Regions from separate parts of the Homo sapiens genome. Here region 1 is linked to region 2. Evidence: chromatin contacts called from ENCODE Hi-C or POLR2A ChIA-PET data. All regions are on one chromosome and are shown on one strand. Each heading gives the region's core, a stretch centred on a gene start or an enhancer-like site at or near the end of the contact. The rest is flanking DNA. Distances are from core to core; before and after follow the strand shown. Region 1 overlaps TJP1 (tight junction protein 1). Region 2 overlaps TJP1 (tight junction protein 1).

Region 1 (4,030 bases), core at 1,282-3,781, 39 kb after region 2:
GTCCAATCTCAGCTGATATTAAGAATGAGAACTGCTTGCATAGCTCTCAGTTCATCTTTTCTTGATCTATTTCATTAACCAGTGACATTGTTTTACTGCCTTTTTAATCTTTTTCCTATCAGTCCAAATGGCAAGTGATGTGATAACATGCACTTAACTCTCTTTGATAACATACTCTATGGTATGAAACAGTTCATCATCCTCTCTAAGGTCTTAATGAACACAGTTTTCCATTTTGTAAGAAGATGTTAATCAAATGGGAAAATTTATTTAACATTAAGGGGGGAGCAGGTTGTAAAACAGCGTGTACATGGTTATCCTAATTTTGTTTAAACATTAGTAGGGAATAAAGGCTCAAAGGATAAACAAAATGTTAACATTGTTTATCACCTTCAAAGTAAAGGGACTGTGGGTGACATTTTTCTATCAGGTGTTTTATCTTCCTGCTTTCCTTTCTCCATTCCCCATCAGAACAAACTGGCAATGTATTTTAAACTATATTCACAAAATCTCATTCCTATTTGACATTTCGAATACAGACAGTCCCTGACTTAGGATGGGTCAACTTGATTTTCTGACTTTACGATGGTACCCATACAACCATTGTTTTTCATTTCCACTACAGTATTCAAGAAATTATATGAGATATTCAACACTTTATTGTGAAGTAAGCTTTTGTGTTAGATAATTTTGCCCAACTATATACTAATGTAAGTGTTCTGAGCATGGTTAAGGTAGGCTGGGCTAAGCTTATGATACTGGGTAGGTTGGGTGTATTAAATGCATTTTTGACGTAAAGTATTTTCAACTTACGATGAGTTTAATCAGGACATTGTTCTAAGTGAGCTGAGAAGCATCTGTATCTGTTTTTCCACTTGGCTTTTAGGAAAATCAAATAATGCTTAAGAGGATTAATGTTCTTATTGTTAATTATAAAAAATGTTTATTCTCCTGTTAGTAAGCAATCTATACATTAAGGTCTTAATGTACAGTCTCCAGGAGGAGTGCAATAAGAGAAACTTGCTTTGTACAAGGGAGAAGACTAAAATACTAAAACATAATTGCTCTCACCATTCCACATCAAAATCAATATAGTTTTTCTTTGGAGGACTGGAAAAGTCCACATCTCAAAAAACTTCTCTGTTAAACATCAATTATAGCTTGATTTATCTGAAGGAAGACCTATGTAGAAGAAAGTAATTGAGAATGAAACATCAAAAGAAGTGGTTAGGCTCTTGACCAGCCACTAAACCAACTTAATCCATAATATAAGTGAGTTACTATGTTTTACCACTCCTTATCTTTAAAAAAAAAAAACAAAAAACAGAAAAATATATTCCTAGTTTAAATGATGGACCATGTCATCTCTCTCCATTCTCTAGCCTTTCATTTGCTTCTGTGGCAAAAGTAGCAAATTCTATCCATGGTTGTTTATATAACCAGGCAGTACTGATGAGGAGTTCTGAATGAGGAATGGAAGGATGAACAAACACGTAAATATGTAATAATGCAAATACAGTAAAATGATAATGGTAGAATCTTAGTGGTTGGGATTCAGGTAACCATGGCAGACTGCTTTCAATCTTGTTACGTGTTTGAAAGTGATCATAATAAAATGCTGAGGAAAAACTAAGAAATCCTTCTAGTAAATCACTCAGAAATCAAAGCTAAAATTGATATGAGACATTTTTAGTACCAGTAAATTTATTAACCACTATTTTAATGAGCATTCCATAAAGAAAAAATGTTCACTAATGACTGAGAATTTTGATGCATTAGAAAAGCAAGGGGTGTGGAGGTTCCTTTGGAAGAATACCTAAGAAACGCATGGCTTCTGGAGTGGAGAAAGGAAAACCAGGTAGGAGGAGTCTCACTTTTCACTGGGAGCCCTTTGTACTTTTAATTACATTCATCTATTACTTATCAAATTATTTTTAAAACTTAATATCCTTATTGTAAACTTGCTTGTCATTTTCTCATTTCAAACATGCACAAGGGATAACTGCATAACTTGCACAAAAAGCTTCTGGTAAATTACCAGTCTCAGGTTCAAGACATTTAGGCTTGTAGGAGACCAAGGGGAAAATGTATTACTCCTCTAAGCATGATTCTAGCACTACCATTCCCTAGTAACTCAGACAGATGCTGGTAAACAGGAAATGAACTAGACCAGGCATAAGGAGACCAGAGCCGAAAGGTATCATCAACTAGAAACGTGATCTTAATTTTCCTCACCTACACAATTAGGGAAATGGGTGAAATTATCTCAAATGAAAAGACTTTTCTAGCTCCAAAATTCTATCAGACTATAATTCCAATGAACAGGCTACAAATTCAATAATTAGTGAAGCACTGCAGGCATCAAAAGTGACTGCAATTCATGGTTGCTGGATTCTGAGTTCTGCGCACATTTCTAAGTCAGCATCAACTGACTAGAATCACAATTTCTGAAGAAGCAAAAAGCTGTATTTCACAATCTGCCAAGAGTTTGTTTAGTTTCTTTGTTCTAAGCTCCAGCTGGCAAAGACACTACTCAGATCACCAACTCTGAAGGGCTTCCTGCCAAAACTTCAGATCCCAGTTCTAGGCAGTTTCACTGTCCTTCAGGACTGATTACTGAATGGGGAAAGATAGGAGGGCACAATAACTGAAAAGACAGGATGAGCCTATAACTGGGAGAAGAACAAATCCAAAAGAGAAGATATAAAGTATACTCCAAATGAAGAACTCCTTAACATTATCTAAATACACAGCCAGTTAAATTTTACTAACCTTATGGCTGTAATTTCAAAACCAATCCATGTATCATTCATTCATTCATTCATTCAACAAACATGTATCAGACATGGTAAGTGTTGGGGAGGCCAAAAAAAGGTCCCTCTCCCTCCCTAGGGGCTCAAAGAAGCAGCTGAGAACACTAAATGGTATTTAGGTTGGTGCAAAAATAACTGCAGCTTTTGCCATTAAAATGGCATCAAAAGATATGAGCTTTTTGCACCAAAATAAATAACTTTTGCACCACATAGATAAGAGCTGTTATGGAAGATGCAAAAGGACTGTGTCTGCTGTGAAGATCAGAGATCTGTTCCCTGAGACAGCAACGTTTTGAGTTCATCAAGCTTGAAGGATGTCCAGGAAAAAAGTGGAGAAAGATGTTTCAGAAGAAACAGCATGTCAGCAAGATTGTGTGATGCTACACATGACGCTGGCTTTGATATGACTAAGTTGTACAATTTATGGAACAAGGAGAGAGTAAAAGGAGAGAAGGTGCAAGGGTACCAGATCACAACAGGCTTTATAATATAATGCCAAGGACTTTAAACTCAAATGGAAGACACTAAAGAATTTTCGACGATCAAATGATATAAGAATTCATCCTGAAGGCTGTAATGGGAAAATGATTTGAGAAAGGGAAACCAGTTAGAAAGTTAGTGAGAAGTGTGGGTGGAGTTCAAAATGGCTCTTGAGTAGTCAACCAAGTAGCAGTGCTGAAGTCAAAAGGAAAAGATGTAATTACCCAAGGACTAAGATAACCCTGTGGACAACCAAAGGAATTTGAGAAGAAGCAGACAATGAGGATACATGAAAACCAATGGAGCTAATACAAAACACTACTTACTGTCCAGAGAATACACCAAAGCTTAAGATCCCTCAATTTTTTAGATCAATACACCTCATTTATCTGACATCATAAAATAATAAAATTTCCACAAATCTTCAAGGAACACCCTTTCTTGATGACATGCAGTTCCCCATTAGGAAAACCAATAGTAAAGGTATTAAGAACACTCTGTGAACCCTCCAAGTTCCTTCTGTGAGCAAAGCTGCTACACTGAACGGCTTCTCATTCCTTCTGAACTCCAAAGTGTTTCTGTTTTGGTCTTTTTGGCTTTTTTCCATCCAAATTGAAAGCAAGATCATCTATGGAGATGAGGTTGAGCCAGGAACTTAAGGAGAAGGACAAGGTAGGTTTCAGTGAATAAAACAGATGACCCCTGCCCTTCAATGAAGTTTCAATTACATAATTTCA
Region 2 (4,156 bases), core at 191-2,690:
GCAGGGGAGCAGATGAGATTGCCTAAATTAATTGTTATTCAACCTGAGGAAAAGAAAAAAAAAGTTACCTTAAGTGGAAAAAAAGATTCTAGGAGAGAAACTGACAGAACGTTATAAAGGGCAGGGTGAGGAGAATGAGCTTGCAAAAGATACAGAAAGGTGGGGGAAAAAAACAGAAAGATACAGTACTACCAAAGAAGACATTATTTTTGAAAATAAGGAGTGGTTAACCATGTGAAATGATACTGAAAAGGCAAGCAAGCTAGAGACTGAAAAACTTCCACTAGATTTAGTGTGAACATTTTTGGGGGCAGAGCGGAAAAGATACCAGACCAGAGAGGATTGAGGGGTAAGTAGTGAAGTAAAAACAGCAAATGTTGACAACTTCACTGAGACTTCACTGAATGGGGGTATGGAATACCACCTAGGAGATATGCCAAGTGGTAAAGCAGATCAAAGTAAGTCTTGATAATATTCCAACTGTAACACCCTTTATATCAAAATGATCAGTCATGCATGCCCACAGAAGGAGCAAGCCACAGTCAGATCCATTTTTTATCAAATTTAATGAGGCATGAGGGAAAGCAGCTGAGTTTCAGTTTCAAAAACTTCAAAGAAGTACTGCATTATGGAGAAATGCTCTATAAGGGGTTCCTTTCCTTAAATTCCTCCATTTAAAAAAAACAGTCTGGAGTGAGGGGGAAGAAGTCCCAGCAGGGCACAGTGGCTTCCCGCCTATAATCCCAGCACTGTGGGAGGCCGAGGCAGGTGAATTGCCTGAGCTTACCAATTTGAGAACAGCTTGGGCAACACGGCAAAAACCCTGTCTCTACCCAAAATAAAAAAATTAGCTGGACATGGTGGCATGTACTTGTACTTCCAGCTACCAGGGAGGCTGAAGTGGGAGGACTGCTTGAGCCTGGGAAGCAGAGGTTGCAGGGAGCTGAGATTGTGCCACTGCACTCCAGCCTGGGTGACAGAGCCAGACCTTGTAACAACAACAAAAACAACAACAACAACAACACTCCCAAGATTTCTCTCCATGATTACACTACTAACAGTTAAGAAAAACACTGAATTTCCATTTGGTGATGGTGTGACATTTCTTGTTAGCATAATTTGTACCTGGCTATTCTCATCACAACAAATCCAAAAGCCAAGCCCTGGACAATTCACTTGAAGTGTTATCTGTTCCAACGGAAAAAATGAACAGTCCCTGAAGCCTGCCATAACAGGATTTGACTTACAGTGATAGAACACAAACACAAAGACAACAAAGCAAAGACATGAAGAGACAGCAACTGTACTTCTCATTAAAATTAGTTTTAAATTTTCATGTGAAAAAAACAGCAAGAGTTGGCAGAGAATACCTTCATTTTTCCGGGATTTCACCAGTGTGACTTTAGTAGGTTTAGCAGGCTGGCTGGAAGCCACTGACCGCCTGTCTGACCGCGGGGACAAGCTCCTCTCTCTACTTGCACTTCTATCCCTCGGCCAAATCTTCTCACTCCTTCTGTTAACCACACCACTCCGGCCACTTCTTGGATCATGTATTTCCTCATCATAACTATCTTCTTCATTATCAGATACTGGTTCAGGATCAGGACGACTTACTGGTATTTGAACTTTCTTCTTCCTTCTAATTGTCTGCAAGTTAAAAAGGTTAAAAAATAAGTTGACTGATTTTCATATATGTACGTTCAGTTCCAAAGAGAAAGGAATATTACACTTCTCATCCCATATTAACTATGAACCAGCAAGAAACAATACACAAACAACTACAACAAATTTCTAAGGAATACATTTCCATAAAGGCTGTGTTTTCTGTTCTCCTGATAAACAGATCTGGTTAAGCACAAATAAGAACGAGTGGGCCTAAAAACCTCTTTATTTACTTCACACAGAAAGATCTTCCTGGTGTAATAATCACAAGCTTACAGGGAAACTAACAACTGTTGGTGGTTTGAATAAAAAGGACAGCACTGTACTCTAATGCCATCAAATATACTCTAGGTGCTACCAAAACCACAGCAAACTTCCATGCCCAACTTGCTTCCTTAAAAATTTTAGAATGCATCAATATCAAAGCCCACAATTGCCCCAGACCTCTAAGAGATAATTTATTCTATAGCCGCACTAACATTCAATAATATGTTGGAGCTAATTAACTCAGCCGTACTTCACCAACACAAACTGCTTTCAGTCTCTGGATCTCTTCAATTTGTACTCCCAGTCTAGGTGCAAATTCTTCCCTCTGGCGTTCTTTTCTCAATGATTCTGGTAACTGGCTCTGTATTGCCTGTCCACTTATTTCCTTCATTCTCTGCAAGCTGACGATCTACATGTATTACACCTGCTGACTGAATGGCCCTGTAATCTGTGGACTACACTTTGCCTTCTCACAATAGTATACACTTGACCTCACTGTAGTTCTACAGGATCTCCTTGTGTATCACTCCTTGTCTTCTATGTCGGACACCTTGAGCTACTGAAACTTTTCACTATCTTATTTCCAATTCCTTCATCTTAGTTCATCAGTTCCATCCTGGTTTCACTCGCATTCCCCCTAAGTTTGCATGAGACATCCTGTTGCCATATTTAAATGACTTTTTCTTGACCCCTCAATCATCTGCCCTGACAAACTCCAGTCCTATTATTACCTTCACTTCCACACTTTGCTGATGAGGCCCTCTGTAAATTCATTTTACAGAAGTCTTGCTCTTGTTCAGCAATCCTTTCATCTACATATTGTTGCCTCTCTGTGGAATTCGCTAATGTAGGTATTCTACAACCATTCTTCAAGATCCCAGCCACTCAGCCTGCTTTAAGATCAGTGCCATTTTACTCCCCCTCCCCTCCTAAATTTTTTCAGTATTTCCCCTCCTAAATTTTTTCAGTGTCTCATTTATTTGGTCCTCTTTCCTTCTGGTCTCAAAGACCAAGGCAATCTTCTCCCTGGATGAACAAAACCCTTGTATTTGAGCTCTCATTCTCATCCCTACCTACCTCTAAGACTTTTTTCTTCATCAATTACCATACTCCAGGTTACCTGAAACTTCAATCTCTTTATTTACCTAAAATCTGTCCTCTACCTACTAAGCTCCCCCAATTAATCTTCTATTTCTCTGTCTTGCTATTCACCTGCATGTTATCATCTTTTCTCTCTTCTCTATGTGCCTAAACTTCTTCAAAGGGCTGCTCTACACTTAATACTACTGCTTCCTATGACTACTACTATTATTATCAGATACTGGTTCAGGATCAGGATGAGGGCCTGAGCAGAGGGCCATTCTGAGGAAACAACGCTGAAGCTCAAGGATGAGAAACAGCAGAGGCCAGCATGTGAAAAGGAGGACAGCCAATGCCCTGTTATGAACTGAAAGAGAAAGGCTGCCCTTCTCCTATTGGAGCAACCCACAGCTGAAGTCCTTATAGGGTAATATTTTCTGTAAAGCATTCCTAATGCTAGCTGCCTGCTTTTACATCTCACTTCTATTTAATTTCCAACATATTATATTGGAAGCAATACCTGGTATTAGTATTTTAATCTTCAGTTCCTCCCTAGTAATAAACAAAAACAAAGTTGAGCAGATGAGCACTCAAGGCTTTCCCTATCATTCCTGTAAGAGTGCGCCACCTCTTTGGGATCCTACTGTACCTGACCTATCAACCTGAGATGACGTGCATTATATGGTTATCAGTATGTATACCTATCCAGCCCACTAAGATTTGAGTTTTTTGAGAAGTTCCTTACCATGCATTTAACTGTACATATAATGCAATGCTTGCATCTAGTAGGTGCTTAACTTATTGAAAGGTAACCAGTCCTATTGTGATTCTCTACTTATGAATCAACAGTTATAAACATGAATAATAATTAGTAGGTGTGACAACTATGCTCGATTTTAACACTATGAAAAATTTGGAATCAAAATATTTAGGAAAAAAAATGCCTACTTCAAAATAGTTTAGCTTAACTAAGTCTCAAAGGTAAAATAAAACAAAATGATGCCATGTAAGTACTAGAAAAAAATACAACAGAGAGGCTTTTGCAATTAAAAGGCTTTTGGAAGCATGACACCAAGGCAGAACCAATAAAATGAAAGTCTGACAGACATGACAAAATAAAAATGAAAACATTTCAATGTTGTAATAA

Evidence for each region. Hi-C counts contacts between places; a loop is a spot of excess contacts on that map. ChIA-PET counts read pairs that join two places held with the same protein, here RNA polymerase II (POLR2A). Pooled maps may share reads with other maps.
Region 1: a map of IMR-90 shows a loop between it and region 2 (2.6-fold over the local background). The contact joins two enhancer-like sites. A Hi-C loop is called at or near these places in 34 of 168 maps with a recorded cell type or tissue (Caco-2, HepG2, IMR-90 and 18 more) and 16 of 50 pooled maps. POLR2A ChIA-PET finds 5 or more read pairs at or near these places in 4 of 52 experiments (H1, MCF 10A, PC-9 and 1 more).

The regions. Positions count from the first base shown.
Region 1 is chr15:29,802,725-29,806,754 of GRCh38, forward strand. All of the region lies in intron 1 of TJP1 (tight junction protein 1), which reads right to left. Among named protein-coding and RNA genes, the nearest start is that of TJP1, 18 kb to the right of the region's middle. Within about 2 kb of position 2,532, at least 2 of the 41 ENCODE cell types and tissues checked have a DNase peak (open chromatin) inside an H3K27ac peak, as active enhancers do.
Region 2 is chr15:29,764,896-29,769,051 of GRCh38, forward strand. TJP1 (tight junction protein 1) reads right to left here. Exons shown (of 28, transcript NM_001330239.4): 5 at 1,371-1,647. Among named protein-coding and RNA genes, the nearest start is that of TJP1, 55 kb to the right of the region's middle. Within about 2 kb of position 1,441, at least 3 of the 41 ENCODE cell types and tissues checked have a DNase peak (open chromatin) inside an H3K27ac peak, as active enhancers do.